Regions from separate parts of the Mus musculus genome. Here regions 2, 3 and 4 are each linked to region 1. The links are chromatin loops, found by intact Hi-C in ENCODE. Cell type or tissue: left cerebral cortex. All regions are shown on one strand. Each heading gives the region's core, and the rest is flanking DNA. Links, peaks and the distances in the headings are about the cores only. Region 1 holds the start of Rbl1 (RB transcriptional corepressor like 1). Region 2 holds the start of Mroh8 (maestro heat-like repeat family member 8). Region 3 overlaps Mroh8 (maestro heat-like repeat family member 8). Region 4 has its middle 6.0 kb from the start of Blcap.

Region 1 (7,782 bases), core at 907-5,906:
ATTTGTGAACCTTTTTTTCAGTCCTTGATTTGATTTCATGAATTGTTCCATTCTCAGGGTAGAAACAAACCTATAGGGAAAGATATTCATCTTTAAATTTCCGTACTTAAAATGTGAGAAAACAAGCCAGGCTTGGTGTCTTATGCCTATATTCCAGCAGTTGTGACGTCGAGAACTGTCACTAGTGCAAGATCACCCTGACCTGTTTAGCAAACGCTATGTAAGGCACTGGTATACAGCAAGATTCTCACAGAAACAGAAATGAAGTCTCTTTTTGAAATCCAAAAATGTAAGGGGATTGATTAGAGAGGCTAACCTGGGGATATAGTTTATATTACAAGTGACCAGAAAAAGCGGAATGACCATTTTTTTTTTCATATTTCGTGTGGAATCCCCTTCCCTTAAGGTAAAATTTTATTTTTTTGAGTAATTCCACCAATAGATGGTATCAAGCACAACAATGCCTAGTTTATTTATATTTGTTGGTTAAAATTCATAGAATGAAGTACATACACGCTTAGAGACAGAGGACTGCCATTTACTGAACTACCTCAGATGTTAGGAATGTTTTAATATTAAATTTTCTTACAGAAAAAGTAATGATGGGATAATCTTGAGATAATGTACAGTAGACTATTCCAGTATTATGTTTAGAAGAACAGAATGGGGAAACCCAACCTTATTTCCCATTCACATGTTTTTGTTTTTAAAAGCTTATCTGGTTATGTATTTTAGCTTATGTATATCAGTGTTTTGCAGCATGTATGTGTGTACTCTATGTTTGTGGCTGGTAACTGCTGAGACTTGAAGAAGGTATCTGATCTTCTGGAACTGATGTTATGAATGGCTGCCAGCTGCCCTGTCAGTGGTGGGAACTGAACCCACATCACCTTGAAGAGCAGCAAGCGCTTGTTTATTATCTGCTAAGCCATCTCTTCAGCTCCCATCATTTCCAATGTCACTGGAACCTCTCACCACTCCTAACTCAGTCGCTCAGAAATACCTAGTACATTTGGTCCTGTCTGCTTTCTCTTCACCTTCCAGGCCTCTCCATTCTGTTTCATGAGTGAGCAGGTCTGGCTTATCATTGAGCTAAGGCTGTAAGAAAAAGATTCTTCAGACACACTTGGATTTCTACCACAGTAGGCTCTGTAAATAAAGACAAAAAATAAATAAATAGATTTCTACAAAAGATCCTCCAAACTCCGTAGGGAGATTTTTCAGCTAGTGCACGCAGGGAGCTCCAAGGATGCAGCTTTTGCAATTGTCACCCCGGACAGAATGCGCTTTTTGATGATGCAATGCCTTTGAGTCACCCCTGCTACTCCTCTATGTAACCCCAGTAAACTAATTCACCGTCTCACTAAAGCTAGATGAGGCTGGAGCTATTTCTTTGGTCTGTTGTCATTTGCCTATTAGGGATTTAGAGAGCTTTCCATCTCCCTATATCAGGACTCTTCCTTGAGCAGTACACCTTTGTATTTTAATTCAACGATTCCTTCCGATACGTCATGTAAGACAACACTCTACTACCTCCAAACTTGGTAGTCTCCACGAGGCCATACCCGCAGCAGTGGATTTTGTCCAAAACAAATTAATCATCATTAACATGTTAAAATCTCTGCTTTGAGTATACCATGAGGCTTTAGTGGGGCATAGGAACTCCTTCATAACTTGCCTTGACGTCCCTGTTTTCTTCTCTAGTGACTCCTTCATCCAAACAAGGACTACTCTGTAATTTTCAAACACACTGCCCCAAGTCCTTAGTGTAGAAGAGAAATAATCCAAATCAGGGAATACAGTGAAGGCAAACGATTCTATCCTACCATCCAACTCTCTTGGAAGAGCTGATCAATAAGTATGACAATTTCAGATAAGGTACAATGGAGACGATGAAATAGAAGTTAGGTGTCAGCTTATAGATGTACTGCTCAGTAATGGCCTGAGAAGGTTAAAATTAGACTTAAATGATGAAGAGCAAGGTATGCAAAGATATGCACAATAGCATTTTCACACACGGAGAAAAGCCTCCTGCGACTGAGAACTAGCTTGATATTCCCAAGGTTACGAGTTACCTGGTGCATCTGAATGCTATTATTTTTCTGTATTTTAAAGACAAAAAATGATCTCGTGCAGGATTCTGAGTGAAAACGATCAGGTTCTAGTTTAGGTTTTAAAAACACCTTTCAGGTAAGCGCGAGGACCATCTCTATTCCTGAAACGACTATTTACTGGGACAGTTTCCAGAATCCTGGGAGTGAGGCTGAGACCCGTCACCCCAAACCCTTGTCCCTGCATCCCTTTCTGGCGAGATTTGGGAGTCTCTGACGTGGCGCTTCTACGTGAAGAAGCCACTTTCGGCAGCTCCCGCCTCCACCTCCATCGAGGGTCAAAGCTCAGTGAGAGCGGGCTGGAGGCGCGCCGGGGAGCTGACAAACCTAGGGTCCACAGGACAGTGTCATGGAGAAGGCTTCCCACTAGCGTGAACGGACTCGCAGTCCCAAGTCACCCACACCAGGGAACCCGCGGTGGAGAGCGCGGGGCGCGAGCTACAGTCCCGGCAGCCTCAGCACCGGCTCGGATCCTTCCGCCCCGCTCTCTCACGTCCGTCCCCGCGGCCCGGAGCCCCGCAGCTGCCCACCCAGGGCCCGAGCTAGATCTCCGTTAGAGTCCGAGGTCCATCTTCTTATCCCATTCCGGGAGACGGGCTGCTGCGGGCTCCAGAGGAGAAAGGGACTTTTTGAGAAGAAAAGCGGAGGCAGACGATGAAGGGAAGGCGAGCTCAAGAAGGCGATTTTCGCGCGCTTTGTCGCGGGGGGTTGTGGGTAGCTCGCCGGGAGGGAAAAGAAAACCCCGAAGCCGGTCGCGCCGCCCGTCGGGCCGGAGGGGGATATGTTCGAGGACGAGCCCCACGCCGAGGGGGCGGCGGCGGTCGCCGCGGCCAGGGAGGCGCTGCAGGCCCTGTGCCAGGAACTGAACCTGGACGAGGGAAGCGCGGCCGAAGCCCTGGATGACTTCACGGCCATCCGCGGCAACTACAGCCTAGAGGTGAGCGGCGGCAGGTGGGCGGCGGCCCCGACCCTCGCCAGGCCCCACCCCCGGCCCGCCCCCGCCCCAAGCCTATCGGGCGGTGGGAGTTCCCCACCTACGAGGGTCTCCGAGGAGTGCGGGGAGGGAAGGGTGGGTGTAGCTCGGCCAACCCACCCATTTGGATTGAGGCGGGAAACCGAAGATCGGAAAGTGAGCCGCCGGTTCTGCGGGGGTTCCCTAGGCTCCCAACTTTCAAACTTGATTTCTGCGCGCCGCCCAGTGCCCCAAACGGCGCGGTGCTGCCGTTAAATCGATCAGACCTGATCCCGCGGTAAAATGAATTACTCATCGCTGCTCAGCCCTTTGATTATGTCTTCCCCAACTCGTTTGAAACACCACTGGATCCCCATTCCACAGAGGGAGAAAGTGGGGTCGGTAAGAAGTTAATTTAGCGCCCAAGGTGACGCAGTTTGCCATGCAACCTGGTACAGCAGTTTGAGCCCTTTAACTCCTCCATTCTTCCACCTAATCGAGTGTAGCAGTTAGTTCGTTTATACCATGCACTGTAGTTAGATAGATCAAAGTCAGCACACACAAAGCTCTTCTCAGCCCCACGTTCCTCTCTGCCAGGCCGTTGCTCTAACGATTGATGTGGTATCTGGCTCTGAATAAAATAAATGGTGCTTGTTATCATTATTAGGTATTCCCAGTAACACACACACATATGTTAATGATATATATGTGTGTGTGTGTGTGTGTATACATATATATATATATACCCAGGGGGTATCGAGACAGACTATTTCAGCATCTAACTGAGATGTACAAAAGCTTTCATTATACACATGGGCAGGATTCACATATAGGATTCCTCTGACTCAGACTGCCAGCGAAATAATTGCTGGTCAGGGAGTAGGAAATAGGGAGCAACTGTTGTACACATGTCTATACTCCTATGAGAGAAAAGTACCTGAGACTACACACACACACACACACACACACACACACACACATATATAAAATTTGTCTTTACAGCAGGACAGTGACTACTATACCTGTTTTCTTGGTGGTGTTACAGCTCAACATCCTTTTTTTTTTTTTTAGAGAATTAGAGTCACTCTAATATAGAAACCCAGATTGGTCATAAGCTTAGTGTAGAAGTAGACTTGTATTGGCATGTGTGTGGAATTCATGTCCATGCATTCAGCAGATCAAGAGTCTTTGGGGAAAATTACATTTGTCCTGAGCATGAACAGACTTGTCATTCCACAAACAATGTAATGTTATTTATATAGCATTTACATCAAGTAATCTAGAGATGATCATAGGTTATGTGCAAATGCATTGCCATTTTAAATCAGGGACTTAAACATCCTTGGATTTTGCTATCTTCTGGAGTACAGGAGCCATCCCCCAGGGGGTATGGAGACAGACTATTTCAGCATCTAACTGAGATGTACAAAAGCTTTCATTATACACATGGGCAGGATTCACATATAGGATTCCTCTGACTCAGACTGCCAGCGAAATAATTGCTGGTCAGGGAGTAGGAAATAGGGAGCAACTGTTGTACACGTGTCTATACTCCTATGAGAGAAAAGTACCTGAGACTAACTCACATGTTTTCAGCAAAAGGCAGAATAGACTTAATGAAAGATAGTGATCTACAAAAGAAGGTTCATAACCGGAAAACGGGGAGAATCTGAAAGTATGAGAGAGCTGGAGAGCTGGCCTGGCAGAGAACGTGCTTGCCGAGCCCCTGGATCCCCAGCAGCCACATACAAGGCAGGTGCAGTGGCAGTGTGGGCTGTAACCCAGGGGGGTTACAGGTAATGAGACATGGAAGGGTGAAGACAGGCAAACCCCAGGAGTGCTCTGGCCTGCTCCGGATTCAGTTAGAGACTGTCCTAACAGGCTGAGAATGATAGATGAAGTCACACAACATCTAACTCTGGCCGTCACTCATGCATACATGAATGGGTGAGTGCATGAACATACATGCGCACACACATATGCTATTCAAAGGAAATTTTAATGACATCTCAGTTGAAAAAAATATAAAAAATATATTTTTATATGTATATAATATATACTATATACATGTAATATATACAATACATATATATTATATGTATATATTTTGTTTTGTTTTGTTTTGTTTTTTGACTCCCTGGAAAAGCATTCAGAAACCCCAGGTCTTATTTGATCTCCTCAGATAAGCATGGTTGAATACAATGTGTATCCAAGTCACTGCAACTAGCTGCTTGTTTCAAATTCTTAAGCAAGTTAAACTCAGCCCAGGTTGTGTGCTTTTTTTGCAGGTCACTCTGCCTGGACTATTCACCTGTGACTCCAGAGAATGCTGACGATCTAAATTCTAAATCCATAGTTAGGCAGAGCTGATTGACACTTAATTGTTTGCTTTTAGAAAGCACTCCTTTATGAATTGAGTTTGGAGGATTCTGTCCTGTATTTTGTTTCTTCTTGTTCTTTTTTTCTTCTAGTTGTTGGTGAAAGGCACTTGGAGCAAAGGCAACTTCCTCCCTCTGCTGCCCACTAAGAATCCCTGCCACAGACTCCACCCCCCTCTAACTCCCCACAGGAGCCCTGCTGACCAGCTTCTTCCACCCACTCTCCTCACTCACACTTTCTGGTAGCTTGCTGCTTAGTAGTTTTAGATCTTCTTTTGTGAAGTCTTTACTGAATTCTAGTCAAAGTCAGCTATTACACTGTATTTCCCACACTTTCTCTTTCGTTTTTATAACCTGTTTTTGTTATGTTTTGTTTTTACCAGTTACAGGAAGCAGTTTCTGTTTCTTTTCTTAGCTTTAGATCTGGAGGTTTAGAACTGTCTTTGATTTTTGTTGTTTAGTTGTTTTAAGCACTCTACCATTGAGGTATATTTCTAACCTTGTCACAAAAATGTTTTAACTAAAATTTTAATTTCTAATGGGGACCCATGCGTTGGTGCGTGTGTGGCGGTTAGAGAACAACCCCTGTGGAGTCAGTTCTCTCCTCCATGTTTGCATGGGTCCCAGGGATCACAGTGAGGGAGGGCTTCAACCCCACAGCAAGCGCCATCTCTCCAGCCCTGCATCTGTAATTCTTTCTAGCATTCTCATTTTCCTTGAGATTATGATCTAATTAAATCACTCTTCCTGCCCCTTTCCTCCCTCCAACCCCTCCCATGTACTTCCCTTTTGTGCCCTCTCAAATTCATGGCCGTTTTCTTTATTGTTGTTCCGTGTGTGTGTGTGTGTGTGTGTGTGTGTGTGTGTGTGTGTGTCTGTGTGTGTGTTTCTAACTATATGAATACGTATGCTTGGTGCATATGTTTATGTTTTCTGGCTGAGCGTTTGATGCTGGAGAAACAGTTGTTTGTGCTCTTTCTCCTTCCCTCAGCATCACTGGTTGCCTGGAGTTTTTCATCTTGGTTCTCCTTTCCACATTAGCACCTCTACAGATGCCATCCTTGTTCAGGCTTTTGATTAGACGGCCATGTTGGTGTCTGCATCTGTAATTTTTTTTTAAAGATTTATTTATTTTATTTATACAAGTACACTGTAGCTGTCTTCAGACACACCAGAAGAGGGTATCCAATCCCATTACAGATGGTTGTGAGCCACCATGTGATTGCTGGGAATTGAACTCAGGACCTCTGGAAGAGCAGTCAGTACTCTTAACCACTGAGCCATCTCTTCAGCCCCTGCATCTATAATTCTTTTTTTGTTTTTTTTTGTTTTTTTTTTTTTTTGTTTTTTTTGAGACAGGGTTTCTCTGTGTAGCCCTGGCTATCCTGGAACTCACTCTGTAGATCAGGCTGGCCTCAAACTCAGAAATCTGCCTGCCTCTGCCTCCCAAGTGCTGGGATTAAAGGCGTGCGCCACCACCGCCTGGCGCATCTATAATTCTTAATTATCAAACTTCAACTGTATTACATGTAGTCATGAGGTGTTTTCAGTTTGAAGACATTTGAAACCAAAAGCAGAATATTAAGTGTTGAATTTCCAGTTGTTACTGTTTTTAGATACGTAAACTGAGACCTACAAACGATGGAGAACTGTTTACTAGCTAACGATAATTTACTATGGATAAATACAACCCTGAATCTATACCTCACAAAAAATTGACATTGCCCTTCATATTGTAGATAATAATATTAATATATCATATGTCAGATTATTAACATACTATGTCAATGTGACACATTATATACTAATATTAATATTTTTGACATGTGACACCTTTGATGACTTTCTACTCTACTTTTTCTTTTCTTTGCCAAATTGGTTAAAAAGAAACATAAAACATAAAAAAATAAATATCATCAAGACTGTTTTAAAACTGAGAAAGATGCCAGATGTGGCGCATGCCTTTAATCCCAGCACTCAGGAGGCAGATGCAAGCAGATCTCTGTGAGTTCAAACCCAGCCTAGTCTACTACAGAAGTAATTCCAAGACAGCCAGTGCTACACAAAGAAACCTTGTCTTGAAAACAAAACAAAGTCAAAAATTGAGGAAGATAATACAAAGAGATTTTAGTAGAATTCTTTCAGTAAGACTAAATTTGGAATTAAGTAAGAGATCTATTTTGTAGATTAGAAATTTAGAAAATTTTCTGAATTTTTTTTTCATGCTATGGTTCTAAGAAAAAGAAGAATGTGGGGGGTCTGTACTGATGTTTGGGATTGTGTTAGCCATATTTTCTCAGACAAATGAACTTATAAGGCCTCTTCCAGACATGTATTGTGT
Region 2 (7,782 bases), core at 1-5,000, 76 kb before region 1:
ATGGCCAATCTTCACACTCCACTTAAAAGAATGAAATTAGGGCTGGCGAGATGGCTCAGTGGTTAAGAGCGCCGACTGCTCTTCCGAAGGTCCCGAGTTCAAATCCCAGCAACCACATGGTGGCTCACAACCATCCGTAATGAAATCTGATGCCCTCTTCTGGAGTATCTGAAGACAGCTACAGTGTACTTACATATAATAAGTAAATAAATAAATCTTTAAAAAAAAAAAAAAAGAATGAAATTAAATTGGTGTGAGGAGTATATACATATGGAGGTCAGAGGAACACTTGCACTTAGTGTTAGCTAGAAAACATGTAGGTCCTGAAGATTGGATTTGGATCATCTTATCAGCCAGGCTCAGCGACAAGATTCTTCCTTCCTTCCTTTCTTTCTTTCTTTCTTTCTTTCTTTCTTCTTCCTTTTTTGGAGAATGCTGAAGTGCATAACTCAGAATCACTCCTCTATAGACAGTAGTTTCATTTAAGTCTTTTGTGTGTCTGTCAACCTAAATGTGAAACTCTTCAGAACACTAAAGGCAGAGGTGATGGCTTAGCGGAGAATTCGTTCCCTGGGTTTGGTGCACAGAACCTCTAAGCCCCTAACCCTACACTAAGGAAGCCAAGAGCGCTACAACGTGTGGTACCCATCAATATACTGCATGCTCCAGTGCTTTTCCCTCCATGCTGGGAACTGAACCCCAAGCACTAGTTTAGTGTTAAAAATAAACATACAGCTCGGAACCGCCATTCTCAAACAGATTACATTCTAGTGGGAAAAAAAAGTTAAGAACCATGATTTATCCCATTGGAAAGCAGAGAGGCACTGGAGAGAAAATAAAGCACAGAACAGGTGTCTTGGTATCTTGGGAGGAATGTGTTCTGTATGCAGTGATCTCTCAAGGCCCAAATGAGAAACTGTAACAAGAAAACTAGATACAAAGACAGGATTGGAGCTCATATGTTAACAGGTAGCAGAAGCCAATCCAAAGGACCTGTAGGCAACTGAAAGAAGGCAACTGAAAGAAGGGACCACAGCACAGCTCTGAGTAGGGAAGCGATCTGACAAGCAATTTAACAGGATTGCTTTGCTGAAGACAATACTGGGTTATACCCGTTACACCCGCCTAAGCAGGGGTGAAGACAGGAGGAGGGGGAGGAGCTATGTAGGAGGATACTGCCATGCTCCAAATACAGAAAGAATGAGAGCCAATAAGGGAACAGAGGTGGAGGTGCTAAGGAAATAGTCAGTCTTGCCACAATTTGAAGTTAAAACCTATCAGAATTGCCAATGGCTAAGAAGATGTAGAGAAAGAGACATCGAGGCATTTGGCAAAATTCCCAATGACCAATGGGCAATCAGGGATTTGATGTAGTGAAGGACTATGATCACCGCTCCTCCAGCTAAACTGTGAATCCCCTTATAGCCTCTGTGCCAGAAGCTGAATCTTTCTACACTTAAGCACAGTAGCAACTTTTCTGGCTCGTACTTGAACACTCAATTGAATGGGTAGGCCCAAATTATACTGAGTTCTTTGTATGCACTGCACCAGTCTTTAAGCCTTCTAATATCCAAGTGAGGTGGGTATTTTCTGCATTTTACAAACCAAGAAATGGTTTGTAAACTATTTCATACCTGTCACTCCAGGACTAGGGAAACAGAGGCAAGATGGTGAGTCTGAGCTGGAGCCCCAGCTTCATAGTAAGACCCTACCTATTCTGTGTGTATTGTGGTACATGCACATAAGTGTATGCCAGTGCACAGGCATGCAGAGGCCAGAGTAAACACAGGATGACTTCCTCTGATGTTCTATGCCTTCTTGCCTTGAGGCAGGGCCTTTTCACTGATCTAGAACCATTTTTGCTAGACTAGATGGTTACCTCTTGGGATCTGCTGGTCTCTGCCCTCCAATGCTGGGGTTACGTGCACAATGCAGCCAGCCATACCCAGTGCTAAGATTTGAACTCAGATCCACAAGTTGCACTGAACCAACTCCCAGCTCCCTAGACCCTATCTAAGTAAAGAAAAGAAAAAAGGTTCTTAAGTAGGTGCCCACTCCCTTGCCCTGAGACAAATAACTGAAACTCAAACTTAAGTTTCAATGCAAGTTCTGACTTTAGCCACTTTACCAACAAATAAAATAGTGACTTGAATACACTAAGATTCCCACCTATCCACTCAGAATCTACCAAGCATTGAGTTTTGCCCGGCACTGTTAAAAGCAAGCACAGAAATATCATTTAACACAACTCTTGCGAAGCAGATACCAGATGAGAAACTAAGCTGTTGAGTCCCTGGCTTCTGTTCTCACAATCAATACGTGGCCGGTTACAAGTCTGCACCCGTAATATCACTTCATACCCTAGGCTTTCAGCTCCCAGACAGACCTGTGAGTCTCCTGTCCCTGTCAGGGAAAAGGAACCTAGAAGTCGAAGAAAGTCTAGTGACATGCTCAAAAGCTTTCATGATGCCAGGGGTGGCTCTCTGTGACAGGCGTAGGCCGCTGGTACTACTCGAATGAATGGAGGAGGCCAGGCTCGGGCTCCGCGCTGCCCGGGCTCGCGCTCGGCCTTGCGGGGACCCGTAGTCCCACGTCGCACGCCCCGCCACCAACCCTTCGGGTCCCCAGCACTTCACCAGCTCGCAGCCTCCGCCACACGCTCGACCCCGAAAGCGCCCGTGCCCATGCCCCTGCCCCGTAGGGGAGGGGAACCGCGCCTAGCCGGCGCCCGTGTGGTCCGCACTAGCCTCCCGCGGGCGACGCCCCGCTCCCCAAAGCGTGTCGGCCGCGGGGCCCCACTATTGAGCCATGCGCAACGCCTCACCCGGCGGCGCCATTCCTCCGAGCAGGTCCCACCGGAGCCCGAGCAGGCAGACTTCCGCTCCGGGAAGTGGCTCCAAGAGCGCGCCGGAGGGGACGCCAGGGACCCGCGGCACACGCCACTTGCCAGAATGGGCTCCCGGCAAAGGTCAGTCGCGGCGGTCCCGCTTGGCAGGGCCGTGCCCGGCAGCCGCAGTGTGGGGCAGTTGAGTCGCGGCGTGCGAACCTCACTCACGGGTCCTGCTTGCCAAGCCGTCCTCTCCCCCGCGCCGGGACCCACTTGGAACCGACCGCCTCTCAACCGCCCTGCTCACGCCGCCACCGGGACCCGATTGGGCCGGGCCTTGGGGCGGGCCTAAGACGGGGCCACCTCTGATTGGCCAGTGACAGTGACTGGCCGGACGCGCTGTCACTCACGGTTCTCTCCCGCAGCCCGGCCAATTTTAAAAGGGTCCGGTTGGGAGGGGAGCGTTATCGTAACATTTGATTTTATCCACTTTGGGAAATTATGGTTAATGCATTACTTAGATTATTAATAATTGGCTGGTGAGTGAGGGTTTATCCAGTTTTCAAACCTGTGAGCTATACAGGTAACGGAGAGGAGCGTTTTAAAATGTTTGATTTTTTTTTTTTGAAAATTTCATACAATATATTTTGATCATATTCATTTCCTTCCCCCAACACCTTCCATATCCTCCCCCAACTCCCTACACACCCAACTCATGCTCTATTTTTCCTCTTTCTAAAGTAAAAAACAAACTAAGCATGGAGTCCTGCCCTGGAGAGTGGTTGATATACCCAGTCACTCCACTGAAGAAAACTGATTTTCCCTCTCCCAGCAGCTATCAGTTATGAATAGTTTTGGCTACAGTTGGGTCTTTTGTGCCCACTCCCCCTTCTCTGTGTTTTGTATGGCTTGAGCTTTTGTGGGTCTTGTGCATACTGACACAATCCCTGAAAAACTGCTTATTGGAAGCCGTTTATCACCCCTGGCTCTTAAACAATCCTTCTCCTCTTCCACATAGACCCACGCCCATGAGCCCTGAGGTAAAGGGGATGCTGTAGACATCCCATTTAGGGCTGAGTGTCCCAAGATCTCTTATTCTCTGTGTGTTGACCAGTTTTGGGTCTCCGTGTTAATTGCTGTCTACTCCAGGAAGGGTTGAGGGATGCGCTGGTCTGCAAATTTAACAGACTCAAAAATGGAAGCCAGAACTAATGTGTAGCTCTGATTACCGAGCTCACAATATAGGCAGAAAGAGTACTGAGCACCCTACATATGTTATCTTATTTACTCTTTATTATTATTCTGTGAAATGTTACTTTTAATACTTTAAAAGGAAGGAAATATTTCAGCCCTTGCGTTCTGATGACAGCCTAGATGTGTGCTAATTAACTATTGTGAACATGTAGAATTTTGCAATACAGCAATGCTGCTTCTCTTCAGTATCACTCCAGATATGTAGCGGGGAGTCGGACCACTCCTCCATACAGCAGTCACTAGCTCTCTGCAGTAATTTCTCTTTGAACTTAGTCCAATTAAGTAAAATTTAAGCTTCAGCTCCTCAGCTATACTATGCTTCTGATCAGCCAATGCTGTGCTCAGGGTAGCTGGTGGATCTTGCACTGAGTAATTTGAAATTACAGGACAGATATTTTCATTATCCCAGAAAGTTATATTGGGTAGTGCTGAACTAGGATATATTTAAAGAACTCTACCAGTTCAGTAATAAGACAAGCCAGTGGTGTGCTAGAGAGGGAGCCAGCTGTTAAGTTTTTTGGAATTTTTGCAAATAGCTATTTAGGACATTAAATTATATAGTCATAAAGTGAAAGAAAATGTGCTGGAAATTAAAGTCTTCATTTCCTGATCTCACGACATGTTAGCATTGTCGCAGCATTTGTCTTGTCATTGCCTATATGTATGTAATACCTCATTGTTGGAGATTGGTTCTAATGCTTTGATTCAGTCTGCCTGTCCAAACGCTAAAGGTCCTTGTCCACAGTTGGTTTTTGATCCATCAATAAAGATGCCAGCAGCCAATGGCTGGGGAACAGGAGTCGGGTGGGACCCTTAGAGTTGCTATGGCTAGGACACAGGGGCACAGAAGATTGCCAGGATGTGGTGGGAGACGGAAGAGGAGAGCTTCAGAAGAGAGGGCCGACTGGCCATGTGAGAATTTGGGTGGGTAGCCGCTGGCCAGTTTCCCGATTGGGCCTTGGGTAGCAGAGGAAGGTTTAGGAGTGCCCAACCTTTGAGGTAGCCAAGGCATTTTAAAAAGAAGCTAATGTGTGTGTGTGTGTGTGTGTGTGTGTGTGTGTGTGTGTGTGTGTCTCATTTGTGAATCCAAAGATAGCAAAGATAGCAGGTGCACTGGTGTAATCTGCAGGGAGCCAAAGCCACATAGCCAAAATCCACCGCTATACCTCACTGCTGGAAAGTGATATGTAACCACAGTCTTTTCTCCCCTTGCCCTTGTTGCCAGATAATAACTCCGAGACTTAATTATTTATGAATATGTCTAGGCCATAAGCGTGGGCTTGTTTCCTGACTAGCTCATAACTTATATAACCCATTTATTCTATTCTATTCTACCTCTCCTCACTTTCATAGTCTGTCTCCTTAGAGTCTGGATGTCTAACTTCCTATGTCTGACTAACTCCCAGAGAACCTAGCTCTCAACCAGAACTCCCACTTCTGATTTCCTGTCTTTTTTGAATAGGCCATCAGCTTTTTATTGATGCTTCCACACAGTACACAAGATTCCCTCTACCGCGATAAAATAGAATATCTACCACTACACAGTTTGTTTCCAAAGGTAACATTTGTAGCTTGATTTCTGGCCATGATTTTGGAATATTTACACTATAAAATTGGCATATATGGCAAAGCAAGCTTGGTTTATTGTTTCATTATTATCGAAACCTAATGAAGGAAAAAAGGTGAATAGAAGTTAACTTTTACAATGTGTCCCAGCTGGTTTGATGGTTCAGCCTGTGATACCCAGCACTTAGGAAACCTGGCAGGCGGACATGATATTCAGAGTTACCCTCAGCCATAGCATGGATTTGCTACCAACCATGGCTGCCATAAACAAAGTGCTACGTCTGCAGGGTTTGCACTGTGAGTAGTTTGACCATGGCTTCATTGTTGCAGTTGTGTCTTTCCTACTGGTGTAAATGAAAAGAGCCATCAGCTTTCACTTAAGAATTACACGTGAGCTGGGCTCAGTGGTAGAGCACTTGCCTCATGTGCCTCAGACCCTGGCTTAGATCTCTAGCATTGAAGAAAAAGGAAACAAACTGTTTTGTTTGTTTTTGAAGATTTATTTATTTATTTATTTCATGTATGTGAGTACACTGTAGCTGTCTTCAGACACACCAGAAGAGGGCATTGGATCCCCACTACAGATGGTTGTGAGCCATCATGTGGTTGCTGGGAATTGAACTCAGGACCTCTGGAAGAGCAGTCGGTGCTCTTAACTGCTGAGCCATCTCTCCAGCTGTATGGTTTTTTTCTTAATAATCCTATGTCTACTTCCTGTCAACTGGTTGCTTGTTCCGCTTCTCAAACTTATTTAATCATCTTTATAATATTCAAGCAGAAAGATCCTGGATTAAAGATGTATGCTAAGCCTGAGCCACACCACAACTGAAAAAAAGGTTTTTCCAGTAAATAACAGAATCTCAGGAATCACAGTGTGTGATCAAATATCCTGCAACAAGATACATGTTCACATGTATGAACACACACGCGAGCACTCGCACACAAAATCAAGCTACATTTGGAGAATCTGTTGCTGAAACATATAAACATCTAGGTATGGTGGTTGATGCCTTTAGTTCCAGCGCCTGGGAGGCAGATAGCTGTGATTTTGAGGGCAGCCTGGTCTACATGGTAAATTCCAGCACAGCCACAGATACATAGTGAGACTCTGTCTCAGAAAACAACAATAACAAAAATCATATGCCACCAATCAACTACAAAGAGACTAGTTAAAAAAAAAATGGGCAAGAAAAATTTAAAAGACACCCTGTCAAAGAAAATGTAGGAATCAGGGGATGGGGGGGTGGGTGGGTGGGGGGTGGAGAGATGGCTCAGGGTTTCTATTCCTGCACAAACATCATGACCAAGAAGCAAGTTGGGGAGGAAAGGGTTTATTAAGCTTATACCTCCAAACTGCTGTTCACCATTAAAGGAAGTCAGGACTGGAACTCAAGCAGGTCAGGAAGCAGGAGCTGATGCAGAGGTCATGAAGGGATGGTACTTACTGGCTTGCTTCTGCTGGATTGCTCAGGGGTTAAGAGCAGTGACTGTTCTTCCAGAGGTCTTGAGTTCGAATCCCAGCAACCACGTGGTGGCTCACAACCATCTGTAATGGGAGCTGATGCCCTCTTCTGGTGTGTGTGTGAAGAGAGTGACAGTCTACTCACATACATAAAATAAAAAAGGTTAAAAAAGAGAGAAAGAAGGAAAGAAAGAAAGAAAGAAAGAAAGAAAGAAAGAAAGAAAGAAAGAAAGAAAGAAAGGGAGGGAGAGAGAGAGAAAGGAAGAAGGAAGAAAGAAAGAAAGGAAGGAAGGAAGGAAGGAAGGAAGGAAGGAAGGAAGGAAGGGAGGGAGAGAGAGAGAGAGAGAGAGAGAGAGAGAGAGAGAGAGAGAAAGAAAGAAAGAAAGAAAGAAAGAAAGAAAGAAAGAAAGGAAGGAAGAAAATGAAGGAATCAGAAATAAACACAGGAACCGGGCGGTGGTGGCACACGCTTTTAATCCCAGCACTCGGCAGAAGCAGGCAGATTTCTGAGTTAGAGGCCAACCTGGTCTACAGAGTGAGTTCCAGGACAGCCAGGGCTATACAGAAAAACCCTGTCTCAAAACAAACAAACAAACAAACAAACAAACAAAAACAAACAGAAATAAACACAGGAAACACGATCAACATTGCAGATTAAAAGATGGACAGACAC
Region 3 (7,782 bases), core at 1,594-6,593, 56 kb before region 1:
TGAGGCCACAAAGAAGGTGGAATCCCTGCTCTTTAGCCTAGCGAGCTACAAACAGTTGTGGGACTCTGACAAAAAAGTTTAAATGAGTATATGGGGGAGTAAAGGGGTGGATGGTCTGTGTCAGAGCCTCCAGAAAGATTCTGCAAAGGAGTGATGCAGTCACTCACACATAGTACTTCCTGGGGCTTTACTCTCCTGCCTGAGAAGGGCTCCCTATAGTGTCTCCAAACCTCTGAACTTCTAAGTCTGTCATAGTTTACATATCCCAGAATATGAGCAGTTCTCCCCAAACCAGAGATCTGTGCAACTTGTTGGGCTGACAGGAACCTTCTAAAAATGAAGGCTTACCAGCTAACAGCGTTGCCAGGAGACACTCTTATGGCTAACTAGCTAACAGCTTTGCTAGGAGACACAGTTACAGGATCCTTCAATAATTTTAATCCTTTTCCTCTACCAGTTTTCAGTTACCTAGAAATTACATAGATTTGAAAAGCAAGTAGGTTAAGAACTATTCCAAATAATTTGTCAAGAAGAACAGGTTGAAAGAATGCAGATTTACAGATTATTTCAGCTTTCTAGTTGGCTGCGGACAGTCACAGGACCAAGACAACATGAATTACTTTCCAAGTTGTGTTTGTGCCAGGATTGACAGCAATAGATTGCCATGCAGTTCAACCAGCCAACCTGGAAACCCCACTAATGCAAATCTCAGATGGCACAAGCCCATTGTTTCTCTGCCAGTGGACCTAGCCAGTAGTAACATGCTGTTTCTGGTATCTATCAAAATATGTGCTGAGAAGAGGTTCTGTCTACAACACTCAAGAGTAGTTATATCCATGAAAAAAATTGCATGGATAGTTGAATCTACTCTGTCATTACAGCCATATGAACAAGGTTGACAAAGCATTCTTCCAACACCAAGAGGACAGGTGCACAGCAGAGGAAGCAGTTCTGGGGCAGCTCATGAGGAGGAAAAGGTTGGAGTTGTTTCAGAGAAAGAATTTAAAGGCATTAGTTCACCTTCCTTGGCCCACCTTAATGAATGGCTGTATAGTACAGTTTCTATTGCTGTAATAAAACACTATAACCAAAAGCAACTTGGAGAAGAAAGGGTTTGTTTCACTTACCCCTCCAGATCTGAGGAAAGTCAAGGAGGGGTGTTGCCTATGGCTTGTTCCTCGAGTTTGCTCGGCTTGCTTTGATAGGACCACCAGCCCAGGAGTAGCACCACTCACATGGCGTCGGGCCTCTCTCATCAGCCATCACCCAAGGGAATACCCCAGAGACTAGCCCATGGGCCGATCTATTGGGGGGGAGGGGTTCTCAGCTGAGGTTTCTCTTTCAAAATAACTAGCTTGTCTCAAGTTGACATAAAATTAGCCGGTATAAGTGCCAAACACAGCCCTTGGAGGCGTCAGTTTCCCTCTCTTGACCCCTGTAATGCACAGCTCGGCTCGTGCATTAAACAAAAAGCCAATAAAAATGAAACAAAATGTGCAAGGAGGAAGGCAAACAGATCCCTGCATACCTCCAAAGAAAGCCTCTGTTAAAGCTCATGGAAAGGTGTTTCATCGCTGTGATTAGAGAAAAATAAGTTTAAAACACAGTAAAATTCAGTTAAATACCAGGAAACTGGCCAGAATTAAAAAAAAAAAAAAAAAGGCAGTACCAGATGCTGATGAGGGGACAGAGTAAAGTTTTACTACACTGCCGCTGGGAAGGTAAGGTGGCGAGCCAGCTTGGGGCCCAGTTGGGTATTGTCTTAAAATAACCCAGAAATTCTATGAAGACATAAACACAAATGTTATGGCCACTCTGTATGGGAGAACAGGACACTGGAAACAACCCAGATGGATGTGGATAAATAAAAACTTGTCTAAATAAACTGACTACTCAGGAACATGAACATGAAGGAATGACTTTTTGTTACATACTTGGCCGACTCTTGTATACACACACAAATAAATAAAAAGGCCTGTGGTGAGTGGGTCCTGGCTGGTCCTCGGTGCTTCTCCATTCTCCTCTGACAGCGTGGGACTGCATCTTTTGCATCCGGATCCTTCACAACCTGCCCAGTCGTCAAATCATTTAGTCTCTCTAAACCCCAGATGCCCTACTGCCTGCCGGGATTTCATGGAGACCCTTGAGACAAACTCATTTTTAAAAATCATTTTTAAAAATCTTTCTTCTGTTTCAGTTTGGGGTGGGGGAGAAATATTTCCATGATAGACTGGGAATCTATTCATGAGGACCCAAATTAAGATAACTAGTTTTGTTGTTTGTTTGTTTGTTTGTTTGTTTAGCTAGTTGGTTGATTGGTTGGATTGGGTTGGTTGGTTAGTTGGTTGGTTTTTCTCTCACTGTGTAGACCAGGCTGGCCTGGAACTCAGAGAAATCCTGATTCTTCTGCCCCCCACCACACCTGGCAAGTTCAAGGTAACCGTTTATCCCAGTTACTTCTTTATTCACATCTGCTCCTCCCTTTCTCACAGCAGATCCATTTCTCACCCTTCCTTCAAATTTCCTTTCCTCAGAGAGACTATCTTCCTGTTTCCTTCATGGTACTTCCCTGTGCCTGAAGGGGTCTTTACATAGTTGGTTTTCACTACAGCTCCACATGCCTGTGATCCCATCATGTAGAACCTCCCTTATTTTAAAAATAGTTTTTTTCTTGGGAGGCAGAGGCAGGCGGATTTCTGAGTTTGAGGCCAGCCTGATCTACAAAGTGAGTTCCAGGACAGCCAGGGCTACACAGAGAAACCCTGTCTCGAAAAACCAAAAAAAAAAAAGTTTTTTTGAGAACTTTGTATAGTGTATTTTTGTCATCCCTTCTCCCCAGGCCTCTCGTTTTTATTAAGATTGTTTAAGATTCTTTCTGGAGGTGAGCAACAAAATTAACTCTGGCTCACTGAAGTGTAAAAACAACAACAAAAACAGAGCTGAGGGTCTGGAGCGGTGGCTCGGTGGTTAAGAGCACTGGCTGTCCTTCCAAAGGACCAGGGTTCAGATCCCTGCACCCACATCAAGCAGCTCCCAACCATTGTAACTCCAGTCTCAGGGGATCTGATGGTCTCTTCTGACCTCTTCTGGCACTGTGTGTGTGTGTGTGTTATACATATACACTGATGTGTTTATAAAAAGATAAAGGGGGGGTATGTTCTGGTGGAGGTGTGTGGTGAGGTGAGGGGGAAGGGGGTACCTTGGTAGGCTCATGCTGAGGCATTGGGTCGGGAGGATAGAGGCAGGCCATGAGAAGTGTTTGTTGGGGGGAGGGAATGGGGAGAGAGAGAACTGGAGCAGGAAGGTAGGAGCAAGGGAAAGATCGTTCTTGGAACTGAAAAGATGGCTCAGCAGTTAAGAGCACTTCCTGTCTTCCAGAGGACAGAGTTCAGTTCCCAGCACTCACATCCGTGGCTTAGAATTCACCTAGCACTAACTCTGGGGGAGCCGATGCTTTTGTCTAACCTGCACACACAACATGTGTCGACACACACAAACGAAATGATAATAAAGTTTCTTAAAAAGGGAAAGGATCATTCTGACAGAAAGGGTCCAAAGAGGCTGCAATCAGAAGACATTAGACCTGAGGGTTCAGTAAAAGGGGCTGCATTCATCTGCGTGTGAGCTGTGTGGCTACAGAAAGCTCAACCATCAAGGCTGCTGAGTTGATGAGAGTGGGGAGTGAACACAAGTGGGAAAGTCCTCGGTCATCTTTTCCTGAGCCTGGGAAAGACTGATTGAAGGCCAGGAAGTTCTTTGGAAGGGGATAATGCTAGGTTGCACCTGTGGATTTAGTTGTGACCCCCTAAGCTATCTAGATAAGGTACATACAGCCCTGGAGAGCTGTCAAGACTGAAGACACTGCCTTAACGCTGTGCCCCTGCAGGCTGTAAAGCCATGAAGATAGAGTTCCTTTAGAAAACAGGAGGCACAGCAAGTCACCAATCAGATTCGAGTTTGCATCAGATGAGGAAAGCTCAGAGATGTGGGCTTTATCTTCCAAGCACATTCTGCCTATGAGTTTCACGAGGCCACTGCGAGAGAACTCCACTAGAGGCCGCTGCACCAGGAAAAGGAGAGAGGTTCTCCCCACCAAGGGAGAGCAGAGGCTGTGGCAGCCATATGCACCAAGAGGGCTTTCTCTCCATGTAGCTGTGCTGCTTTGAATACATGTCCATTCTTCCCCATCTCCCCCCTTCCCCAAATTGCCTCTCTTTTATTTTGTCCTCAGGACCAGTGCTCCTAAATGCTAAATTCTCCCTGAAGATCAGCTAGAGATGGCCATGACCATTCATGCTAGTAATGCCCAGGTAGAAGCGGGAAGACCATGAGTTGAAGGTTAGCCTTGACCACATAGTGAGTTTGAGACCAGCCTGGATTTCATGGGGTCCTGCAACAAAATGCCTAAGTTGGTGACCATCCAGAAAGAATGTCGAAGAGGTCCCAATTCTAAATTTCTGAGGGAATTAGTTGGCCTGGGTGTCTCTCCTGAATAGTTGACCAGTGGGACACAGTGATACAGCAGAGATGTGACTGTGAAGTGTTCGTTTCTATGGGCCAGGGCAGTTCCTAGGAAATGGTGGATAACCAATGAGGTTTCACCACATTGACAGTCACTCACATGAGCATGATCCAGAACCAATCTAGACCCAGTGCTCATCAGCAAAGCTACACATGACTCTTTCTCAGCTGACATCATTTTGCCAATTGGCCTGAGTCCAAGGAAGCAGCAAGAAGCCGCAACACAGCACCAGAAGTTTTTTGGTGCCTTTCTTTCTATGGATTCCCAACATATACAACTCAACCACGCGATGTGAGACCAATACATGCGTGTCGCTAGTGAAGAATCCTTTGTCACATGTCCTTTCACATGCTTGCTTTAGCAAAACAACCTTTCACCGGTGTCTGCTTTAGCAAAATGTTCCTTCGTGAATGTAGCCTTTTACCTGTGTCCGCTTCAGGAAAACACACCTTTCCGTGTTTGCCCCAGCAAAACACCATCCAACTCAACTGACTTTCCAAAGAACCCTTAAGTTTCCACTTCAATGTCAAGTTGACAGGTAGACCATCACAGTCATGACCCTGGAGACACTGCTTCAGTAGAGAGAAGAGCCAGAATACCTAAACTGGAAATAAGCCCTGATAATGAACAGCTGACACAATTATTAAGGGCTACCAGGAGTTATAAATTAGCTCACTTAATGCAACAACCAATTAGTACTCTTGTACCATTTTACAGGGGAAAAAACAGAGGCACAGTGTACTGGCTGGTTTTGTGTGTCAACTTGACACAGGCTGTTATCACAGAGAAAGGAGCTTCAGTTGAGGAAATGTCTCCATGAGATCCAGCATTTTCTCAATTAGTGATCAAGGTGGGAAGGGCCCATTGTGGGTGGTGCCATTCCTGGTCTGGTAGTCTTGGGTTCTATAAGAGAGCAGGCTGAGCAATCAGGCAGAAGCAGGCCAGTAAGTACCATCCCTTCGTGACCTCTGCATCAGCTCCTGCTTCCTGACCTACTTGAGTTCCAGTCCTGACTTCCTTTAATGGTGAACAGCAGTTTGGAGGTATAAGCTGAATAAACCCTTTCCTTCCCAACTTGCTTCTTGGTCATGATGTTTGTGCAGGAATAGAAACCTTGACTAAGACACACAGGGAGACTCACTAGGTTGAGCCAGCACAAACAGCTAGTAAGAGGACAAGGGACAGCTTGGCACACAGTTCTGTCATTCTATGGAGCTGAGAGTAGGGCTCCTGGCCAGTCTCCTGGTTACTTCTATAGGCCATTCACATTTCCTATGACTGCCCCTGTGAGCTGGAACATTTTCAGATAGCTGAACTTCTTTTCCTCTCGCTGCAGGTGTTGGTACAGGAGGAGCCTCTGCACTCTCTAACCAGCATGGTGCGCCAGGAGATCTTTGTCACCATCACTGACCTCAGGTGACACCCCCAAGCACCTCCCACACGCACCCTGGTTTCCCATTCAAGGTCATAGACTGCTAGAGCTGATTAAAATGGCTGAGAAGAAGGCTCGGTGTGTAAGGGCACATGCTACTAAAGATGGTGACCTGAGTCTGATGCTTGGGACCCACATAGAAGAAGGAGAGAGTCAGCTCCCACAAGTTACCTCTGCCCTTCACACATGCACTGTGACAAGTCTGCTCCAACACTGTCACTGACTTCTCCAACACTAAATGAATAAGTGCAAATCTTAAAATCCCCTACATATTAACTTTTGAAAACTATGTGGGGGGTGGCATCCTTTTGTGAGAACTTTAATATCGTGCATGATACCTAGTCTTGGTTGTCAGCTTGAGACAAGTGGGAAGAAGGAGCCTCAGCTAAGGAGTTGCCTCCATCAGATTGGCCTAGGGCCCTCCCTCCCTGCCTCTGAGGCCTTTGCTTTGTTTTTTGTTTGTTTGTTTGTTTTTAATTTTTTAATGGATATTTTCTTTATTCACATTTCAAATGTTATCCCCTTTCCCATTCCCCCTTTCCACTGCTTCTATAAGGGTGTTCCCACACCCACCCATTCTTGCCTCCCTGCCCTCGAATTCCCCTACACTGGGGCATTGAGCATTCACAGGACCAAGGTCCTCTCCTCCCCTTGATGCCTGATAAGGCCATCCTCTGCTACATATGCAGCTGGAGCCATGTGTACTTTTGGTTGGTGGTTTAGTCCCTGTGAGCTCTGGGGGGTCTGGTTGGTTAATATTGTTGTTCTTCCTATGGGGTTGCAAACCCCTAGTCCTTCAGTCCTTTCTCTAACTTCTCCATTGGTGACCCCATTGGGGACCCCAGGCTCAGTTCAATGGTTGGCTGCGAGCATCAATATGAAGCCTTTTCTTAATAATTGATGCAGGAGGGCCCAGTCCACTGTAAGAAGTGCCATCGCTCGGCCAGTGAGAAAAATTGCCAACTGTGAGGCAGGGTGGAAGCCAGTATACAGTGCTCCTCCCCATGTCTGTCTCAGCTCTTGACTCCAGGTTCCTGTCCTGGCTTCCCCTGAGGAAGATGAAATAAACCCTTTCTTCCCCAACTTGCTATTGGTCAGTGTTTTATCAGAGCGATGGAAAGCAGACTAGAGCATCGTGAATGCTACCATCCAATCAAGACCTTGACAGAATCTCTTTGGAGTTCAGTCCTACCCAAAGTATATTCAGTGGACAGTGACCGTCATACCTGCATCAAGATAAAGCACTGTAAAGTCTGAAGAGCTTACAGGGGACGTCTGAGGTTTTTCTCTCTTGGAAGTGTGTTCCTCTGCAGTAAGAGTGCTGCAGGCTTGCAGGGCTGAGCTGGAGAGGAGGCTGGAAGGCTCGGGGTGAGGGTGGGGTGGACACTCTTCCTCTAGCCTTTTGTGAGTTTCCCTGAGGCGCAGCTCCTCTAGGCATCTATTTCATGAGTGCTACATCAGCCAGTGTGCCCTTCCTGTTTTCATTACGAGCCGAGGTATCAACCTAACATCACATTCTTCCCAAATGGTCTTTCCCCAGTTTCCAAAATGTGTACCTGTTGTTTGGCTCTGAAGACCGAGAGGACTTGCTTGGGCTTATCACCAAAAGTATAATCTCTCTGCCCGCCACAAGCACCCCTATCCAGCTGCTGAAGATAGTGTCCAACCAGGCCATCGAGCAAGAGGTAACTCGCCTTGTGCCTTATCTGCCCTCCTTTCCCCGGGTCAGCGCTTCTTCACCTTTGGCTGGTTGGAAACCAATCAAACCCCAGCAATGTCAAGTCTGGTGAAGAAAAGCAAACGTCAGCTTTCTCTCCTGTCTCATTCG
Region 4 (7,782 bases), core at 1,824-6,823, 370 kb before region 1:
ATTAAGGAATAGCTATCTCTAGAGACTACTCACAGATCACAGATGGTACTCAATGTAGATTAAAACAATCAGAGGTTAGCTGACCCTACAATCAATAATCAGTCAGGGTTTTGTATTGGAAAAAAGGTAGCCTCGGCCTATTCTCATCCCTATAAACCATACCATAGTCCCTGCTGTCACAGGGTGCATGCTGCCTGCAAAGGACATTTGGTGGGCTTGTGTCTTGGGGCTTACACCATGCATTTATGATGCTGTTATAAATATGACTGGGGATCTTTGTGTTCTGGTGCAACTTGTTCCTAGGGTGGATTACTACTCAGAGGAGGGCATTTTTAACCAACCGGCACCTCTATCCAATTGGTTAAAGAGAGTGGCCATTTCCACTGTGTTACTGGGGTCCCTCCTTAGCATAGGGCTGGCAAGAACTGCTGGCATAGGGGCCTCAACCCTAATACTTCAGGACAAAAACTATGAGGCCCTACAATGGCTATTGATACAGATTTGCAGGAGATGGAAAAATCCATCACAGCCCTGCAAGATTCCCTGTCCCCCTTGGCAGAAGGAGTCTTATAAAACAGAAAAGGCCTAAACTTGCTGTTCCTCCAGTAGGATGGACCCTGTGCAGCATTAGGAGAAGAACATTGTTTCTATGCTGACCACTCAGGGATGGTCAAAGAATCAATGGCCTTAGTCAGAAATAGATTACATGACAGAAAAGTAGAGTGAAAGCAGTCTCAGGGTTGGTATGAGTCCTTCTTTAGCTGGTCTCGTTGGCTGACCACCCCATCTCCACCCTGACTGGTCCTCTGATCCTACTGATACTGACCTGGACTGGTGGTCCCTATCTAATCAATGTTTTAGTTAGGTTTGTTAAGGAATGGACTTTTACTGTTCAATTGATGATTCTCCAACAACAGTACCAACCTATGGAAACATTTCAAGGATTCAAGATAGCCCATTACTCAAGGGGGAAATGAGAGGACTGAGGCAGGCTGACTCCATGACAGGCTCCATACTGGCAGTTCAGGAGACTAGGCCTAAGTTCCTGTTTCCCAGAACTGGGCAAGTTAGTTCCTGGGAAAACCATAGCCCATGGGCAACCAATCAGGAACTGTGTCACCATCTGGCCTGGGGCAAAAACAGAATGAGTCAGCAACAGTTTTCAGGACCCCCAGTGATGGTTCAAGAAAGACTCCAGTGCCTAGCCAATCCCAGAGACACCAGCACCCCTAGGGATAGAGCCCACCAATCAAGATAAAGGTCGCTTACCCCTCCCTCCCTGGAATTCCCCTAATCAGCTTTAAATTGAGCCTTCAAGCTCACCTCTGGGTCACCATTTTGACAAATCTTAGACCTCTGCATGCTGGATTTCTGCAGGATAAATGTTCCTTGCTTTTGCATACTATTTGAATCTGGGATATCATTCTTCATCAATTCACAGACCCTAATACTCCTCCATGGCTGGTGGGAATGCAAACTTGTATAGCCACTTTGGAAATCAATATGATGGTTCCTCAGAAAATTGGGACTAGATCTATCTCAAGACACAGCGCTATCCTTATACACTATACTCTTGGGCATATACCTAAAGGACATTTCACCCTGCCACAAGGCCACTTGATCAACTATATTCATAGCAGCCTTATTCATAACACCAGAAACTAGAAACAACCTAGATAACCCTCAACCAAAGAATGGCTAAAGAAAATTTGATACATTTGCACAATGAAGTATTGCTCAGCTGTTAAAAAACTGACATCATGAGATTTGCAAGTGTGGGATGGTAAAGCCATGCCAGGAAGTTTGGTAAGGTAGAGCGGTCAAGACCCGGAGACTCGGTGGGCACACACCTGAGGCTTAGGTTACTCCCAGCTCCCTGCTAGATTCCTGGCCTGGAACACTCTTCAAATAAAGCAACATGTCCTATGGTCACGTAGGCCCAAAACAGAGTTCTCCATGCTAATGAGGTACCTAGAAGCCTAGAGGGCTTAGCCAATAAGCTTCCCTTCCCAGACATTCCTCCCTACCTACAAAAGATGTTTCATCTCAGGCCTACCTGGAGAAGTGAGTATGGTACATTACCCATTTTCCACCCATAGCAACCAATGAACTGTTTAGAACCATGGACTCTCTTTCATCAAGATCCCCACGGGGAGACAGGGAAAAGGCATTGGACCACAGAGTTGCAACAACTCGATTCTCCGTAGAAGGCCTCTCTGCATCCTAGCCATAGCCGCCACAAAGCCTGCCTCCAACAAGCTAAGACAATCATCCCCATGGGACAATCTGGTGCTCCCCTTTCCCCTGGTCCTGGGCTAGACGCTGCCCCAGCACCAGCTCTCAGCTCCCTGACTCCATTCTCTGTTCTTCTATGACACCCAGCAATATCTGAATGTCCAAGAGTCTGAGAATCCCATGGCCCCAGCCTTGTCGCAGGTATGGAGACCCCTGAACCAGCTTCTGCTCTTCCCACATCTCAGACTGCGCTTTCCCACCCCTAGAGCAGTGTATCAGTGCTTATGAACAGCCTGGCACTCACAATGGATGTGATAAGCACAGTCAAACTCCCCTCATTCCACCTCCCCAAGAGATCATGCCCATTGGTGGGGCAGTCGCAGACTGACATGAACGTAAATGGATAAAACTAGAGAAAAAAAAAATCATTCTGAGTGTAGTAACCCAGACTCAAAAAGACAAATATGGTTTGTACTTATAGGAGATGTGGGGCGTGCCACCAGACCAGACAGAAGAACTGGTAAGGCTGAGTGAGCTCAGAAGCCAAGAATGTCACAGATTTGAGATCAAGAGTTGAACGGCTTTCTCCATGATTCTGCACCTACTCTGGAACAGATAACAAAGGCACCCCGCTAAGATGATCATGTGCAGTCAGTCAAGTAATATAAGACCTGGTGTCCTTCCCCATGCAAATAAAGCATCACTAACACCTCAAACTCAGCCAATAGGAACCACCTACCCCCTAAATCCCACCCCACTCAGGGTTTATATAGCCCCTATCCACATGAAATAAAGCACACACGTTATTTCACCGAGGATCATCTGAGAGTGGCTGTCTTTACTGAACTCTTGGGGAAGAGTTCTCTCTCCCAAAGCACTCACCGGTGGCTGGATCTTGGACCTGCCTGGCTGGGCAGGCTCACACCATCTCTGTCACTGTCACAGTAGCTGACAAGAGACACAGGACCTCAGCTACTTCATTGCTTCTTTTCTAAGAGCTGTAACACTCCAGGCAGTGGTCCAGCAAGAGAGCCCGGATGGCCAGAAGCCAAAGGCTGAACACCCAGAGACTTAGGATAGACCCAAACACAAGGGGGGGGGAGGGGGAGTCAATGAGATGATTAGTAATGATACTCTGCTATACTCATAAATTAGTGCCTGGCCAACTATCATTAGAGAGGGAGGCTTCACCCAGCAACTGATGGGAACAGATGCAGAGACCCACAGCCAAACATTAGGCAGAGCTCAGGAAACCCCATAGAAGAGTGGGAGGAAGAACTGTAGGTACCAGAGGGGCCAAGGACACCACAAGAACATGGCCCACTGAATCAACCAAGCAAGGTTTATGGGGGCTCACAAAGGCTGAAGTGACACTCGTGGAGCCTGTATGAATCGGAGCTCAGTTCTCTGCATATGTGTTGTGGCTGTGTAGCTTGGTGTTCTTGTGGGATTCCTAACAGTCAGACTGGGGGTGTCTCTGATTCATTTGCCTATTCTTGGAGTCATTTTCCTCCTGCTAGGTTGCCTCTTCCACTCTCAATACGAGAGTATGTGTTTCATCTTAATTGTAACTTGTTAGGTCTTGTTTGGTTCATATCTCTTGGAGGCCTGATGTTTTCTGAAAGGAGATGGAGGAAGAGTGGATCTGGTGAAAATGGGAAGTTGTTCGGAGATGCTTGGAGGGGGGGGGTGCTGTGGATGGGATACAATGTATGAGAGAAGAATTTTTTTTTTAAATACTCTGACAAAAAAACAAGAGAAGGAGAAAGGGTTTGTATTTGCTCACAGATGGACACAGGGAAGTCAAGGCAACAGTAACTTGAAGTATCAGGTCAGGGCACACTCACCATCAGGATGCAGAGTGGGTAGTACAAGCTCCTTTTCCTACACAGTCCAGGATCCCAACAGGACTCATTGCCAGCCCCCTCAACACAATCTTTGCCAACCCACACTCCACAACTGATCCTCAGTCCTGAGCTCATTGCTCCTCCATCTCCCGGCTCCTTTCAAAGATTATATATTTGTGTTCTGCGTGAGGCCAGGGGTATGAATTTTCACGTCCTCAGAAGGGTCTGGTATAGAGGAACTAAAGTCTAGGATTTAGGCTTCAGATCCATATGGCCTAGATTAAAATCTAGCCACCACCTGTGTCTAGGCATCCTCAGCCAATGCTCTCCACCGTTTCATCTTGTGTAAAATACATACAAATAAGTCTACATGTTACAAAATCGCACTGAAAGTTAACTTTGGCATTTGAGGTTTTAAAAAATCCGGCAGTTCTGCACCATACCGCTAGGTGTCACCACAGACTTGGCTAAAATACTTCCTTCTTGCTTTCCCAAGTGAGAGAGTCCTAAAAACTGAGTCCTAAAGCAGAGGGCAGCCCTGGGAAGGGCTACTCCATTTGAATATATGTCTCTAAAGGTCACTTGAGGACAAGACCTAATCTGCACACTCAAAAGTTATCTGGTAAATTCATGGGGCCAGGCTTTGGGGGAGTCCCACACCCCACCCCCACTGCACTTTGATTGGTGCTTAAAGTGCTACTTGTAGGAGACCAACGGGTCAGCACTTGCTGACTCTGGTGACTTGAATAATAACCCCTATAGGTTCATAGGGAATGGCACTATTAGGGGGAGTGACCTTACTGGAGGAGGTGTGGCTTTAGGAAGTATGTCACTAGGCAACGAGTGGGCTTTGAGGTCTCTGAAGCTCAAGCCAAGGTTCAGTGGCTCACTGTCTCTCCTGCTGCCTGTGGATCAGGATGAAGAACTTTCAGCCCCTTCTCCAGCACCTTTGTCTGCCTGCACACCACCATGCTTCCTGCCATGACAATAATGGACTAAACTTCTGAAACTGTAAGTCACCCCCAGTTAAATGTTTTCCTTTGTAACAGTTGCTATAGTCACAGTGTCCCTTCACAGCAACTGAAGGCTGATGGGGAGGACTTTGACAGGTCACTACAGAGGAGGGGACACCACCTCCAGAGGAGAGTAACAGGGTCTTCTGGCTGCAGTATGAAGGACACCTGTGATCTCTGTTGCTGTGATTAAAAAAAAAAAAAAAACAAACAAACAAACAGTAACAAAAACCTGACAGAGAGCAGCTTAGAGAGAGCCAGGTTACAGAGTGTCATAACTGGGGATGGGGTGGGAGAGAAGGTCAAGGTGCCAGGAGCTGGAAGCAGCTGGCCACACCAAGTCCACAGTCATAGGCAGGGAGAAATGAATGCATACAGGCTTGGGTGCTCACTGACCTTTCTCTGCCTATACAGTCCAGGTTCCAAAGCCAGGGAATGGTGCCACCAACTTCCAGACCAGGTCTTCCCATATTAATTAAAGCAATCAAGAGCATCTTCCACAGACATGCCTATGGGCCAACCTGCTTTAAGTAAGTCCCTCACTGAGACTTTTTCCAGGTGATTCTTGGCTACGTTGGCAAAACTAGCCATCACAAGGACTGTTTGGGGTTTCACAGGAGTCAAAACAGAGAGGCCAGTACAGGCCTGAGGGAGGGAGGGAGGGAGGGAGGGAGGGAGGGAGGGAGGGAGGGAGGGAGGGTGGGTGGTGATCAGGACCAAACTTTGGCAGTGAAGACAAAAAGGTCTAAAGGAGACAGGGATCCCCAAGGAAAAGACTAGTTTCAGAGGGGGTGCCGAGTTGAGGAAAGCAGGTGTCCTGGTTGGCTGCCAGGTGGACGGGGAGAATTTCGGAGGCCTTGGCAGGAAGTCAAGGTTGGCTTAGCCCAATTTTAGGGCAGAAAGGGTTTCTGGGTCATTCCAAATCCCAGGATCCAAATGGAGCAAGCCTGAGGGTGGAAGCAACCAGAGAAACCAAGCGGAGGTGAGAAGCCATGCCTGCCTCCAGCTCTGCAGTTCCCATAAGAAAGTTGGCCACTGGGGCTTTGGCAATGCCCACACCGCCACAGAAGTACTAGGAACACTTTCTGACCCTTGTTTTGGGATCTGTATAAGTACAGAGCTTTTCTATACCCACCCTTGTTTTGAATACTGACATGTATACCTTATATTTACTAATAAGCTTCAGACACTATAGCCGGGCAGGTTCTGAGCTATTCCAACCCGACAAAGCTGGCCTTAGACTACTTCTCAGACTGCTTTCCAGCCACATGGCCTGATACCTGCCCTTGCCTTGACAACACCTCCTTCTTCTTCGGCTTCCCAGTGACGGCCACTCCCTGGTTCCCCACCTGAGACTGGCTCCCTCTCTCTGAGCACAGAGGTACCACCTTTTCCTTTCCTGCCCAGCTGTAAGCTGCTCAGCCCTTTATTTTAAACAATCAGAAGATTCTGGGATACAATGTTTTACAACATACTGAGTCTCAATTCCTATTTCATAATAATGACAACACCAAAGTCCAGATTGCAACCAGATCTCTGGATTCAGAAATCAGTGTCTGAATACACAATGACCGAAAACATTCCCCAGCAGGGTCTTTTAAAATATGCTTTTCCTTTTTTTTTTTTTTTTTTTTTAATTTTTTATAGGACCATCGAATGTTTCCCTTGAGACCTGAGCCAAGTCTTTGCTTGGTCCCTTCCCCTCCAGACCCCCTGAACCCACTAATTTGATTGCTATCACCTCTGTTCAGTATCATCAACTCTTGAGCTAGACAATGGGATCCTGCTTTTTGCACTGGTGTGGGTCCAGCTCTTTCTAACCCGCATCCTGTATATGTCAGATTAATCTGTAGTGCTTTAGTGGTTTGTTACATTTATGCATAAAATATGTGTGTCAGAGGGGATTGGTTCTAAGGCCCAAATATGAGGATGCTGCTCAAGTCCCTCATACTATGGTGCAGCATCCACAGGCTCCCCACACACCTCCTCTACACTCCAGCTCTAGAAAACTGAGCTAAAACTGGTTTGGGACCACCCCAGGACCAGGGTACATAATTTACATATCAAAACAGACCTGGCCTCCAGGTTCTCCCAGCATCCCTCAGTCCCCTCCTGGCCCCCAACCCTGAACTTTCCAGCCCAGGGGCTGGGCTGCTCTTCCCTCAGTGGCTCCTCCCTATAGAAATCCAGACATTTTGCTCCCTCGAGCTCTCTCTTTCCCTCCGTCCCTTTCTCCTTCCCTTCTGTCTCCCACTCCCCATGGGGACTTTTCCGGCCTCGTTCCTTAGGGCCAGTGAATTCACCAGAGAGCAGCTTCCCAATAAACCTGCCTTCAAAATATTCTAATCTGGCTTGAATTGGCTCATTTCACTGGCGGCAGAGAAATAACCTATCAAAATCCTGTAAGTGCGATAACAGCTCTTCTGTTTTCAGGCAGTAATTTGAGTTGCCCCCATTCAGTGCTCAGACCGCTATTCATTTAACAAGAGCTCCCTGGCCCTCTGTTTTCTTCTGTTGTTAGATGACAGAAAACCAGGTACAGGTAAAGGACTCATAAGCAATTAAACATGAGGGTCACAGCCCAACCCGCTGTGGTCTCAACCCATCCCCGCTCAGGTGTGACACCTGGAACTGGGATCATCTTGTGCCCATGAACTGAAGGATAACAGAGTGTTGGAAGAAACCCA

The links. Hi-C counts contacts between places; a loop is a spot of excess contacts. Peaks named below come from ENCODE experiments on the same cell type or tissue, not always from the same donor. Only the 100,000 strongest peaks of a DNase experiment are listed, where the experiment ranks them.
Region 2: it touches region 1 in a loop (3-fold over the local background); 20 of 42 quality-filtered maps call a loop at or near these places.
Region 3: it touches region 1 in a loop (2.3-fold over the local background); 21 of 42 quality-filtered maps call a loop at or near these places.
Region 4: it touches region 1 in a loop (8-fold over the local background); 3 of 42 quality-filtered maps call a loop at or near these places.

What each region holds. Positions count from the first base shown.
Region 1 is chr2:157,199,566-157,207,347 of GRCm38, reverse strand. It overlaps Rbl1 (RB transcriptional corepressor like 1), which reads left to right and starts at 2,814. Exons shown (of 22, transcript NM_011249.2): 1 at 2,814-3,048. The coding sequence starts at 2,893. In left cerebral cortex, for the core only: CTCF peaks have their summits at 2,810 and 3,013; DNase peaks (open chromatin) are centred at 2,578, 2,784, 3,342 and 5,596; H3K4me3 peaks cover 1,808 bases; H3K27ac peaks cover 1,604 bases.
Region 2 is chr2:157,274,378-157,282,159 of GRCm38, reverse strand. Mroh8 (maestro heat-like repeat family member 8) reads left to right here and starts at 2,611. Exons shown (of 25, transcript NM_001039557.4): 1 at 2,611-2,968. The coding sequence starts at 2,685. Rpn2 (ribophorin II) reads right to left here and starts at 3,062. Exons shown (of 17, transcript NM_019642.4): 1 at 2,825-3,062. The coding sequence starts at 2,837. In left cerebral cortex, for the core only: a CTCF peak has its summit at 3,005; DNase peaks (open chromatin) are centred at 2,621, 2,885 and 3,145; H3K4me3 peaks cover 1,721 bases; H3K27ac peaks cover 907 bases.
Region 3 is chr2:157,256,184-157,263,965 of GRCm38, reverse strand. Mroh8 (maestro heat-like repeat family member 8) reads left to right here. Exons shown (of 25, transcript NM_001039557.4): 5 at 5,859-5,938; 6 at 7,495-7,639. Among named protein-coding and RNA genes, the nearest start is that of Rpn2, 19 kb to the left of the region's middle. In left cerebral cortex, for the core only: a CTCF peak has its summit at 4,046 (motif pointing right); a DNase peak (open chromatin) is centred at 4,044.
Region 4 is chr2:157,568,465-157,576,246 of GRCm38, reverse strand. No RefSeq gene overlaps it. Among named protein-coding and RNA genes, the nearest start is that of Blcap, 6.0 kb to the right of the region's middle. In left cerebral cortex, for the core only: a CTCF peak has its summit at 4,521 (motif pointing right); DNase peaks (open chromatin) are centred at 3,690, 4,527 and 6,019.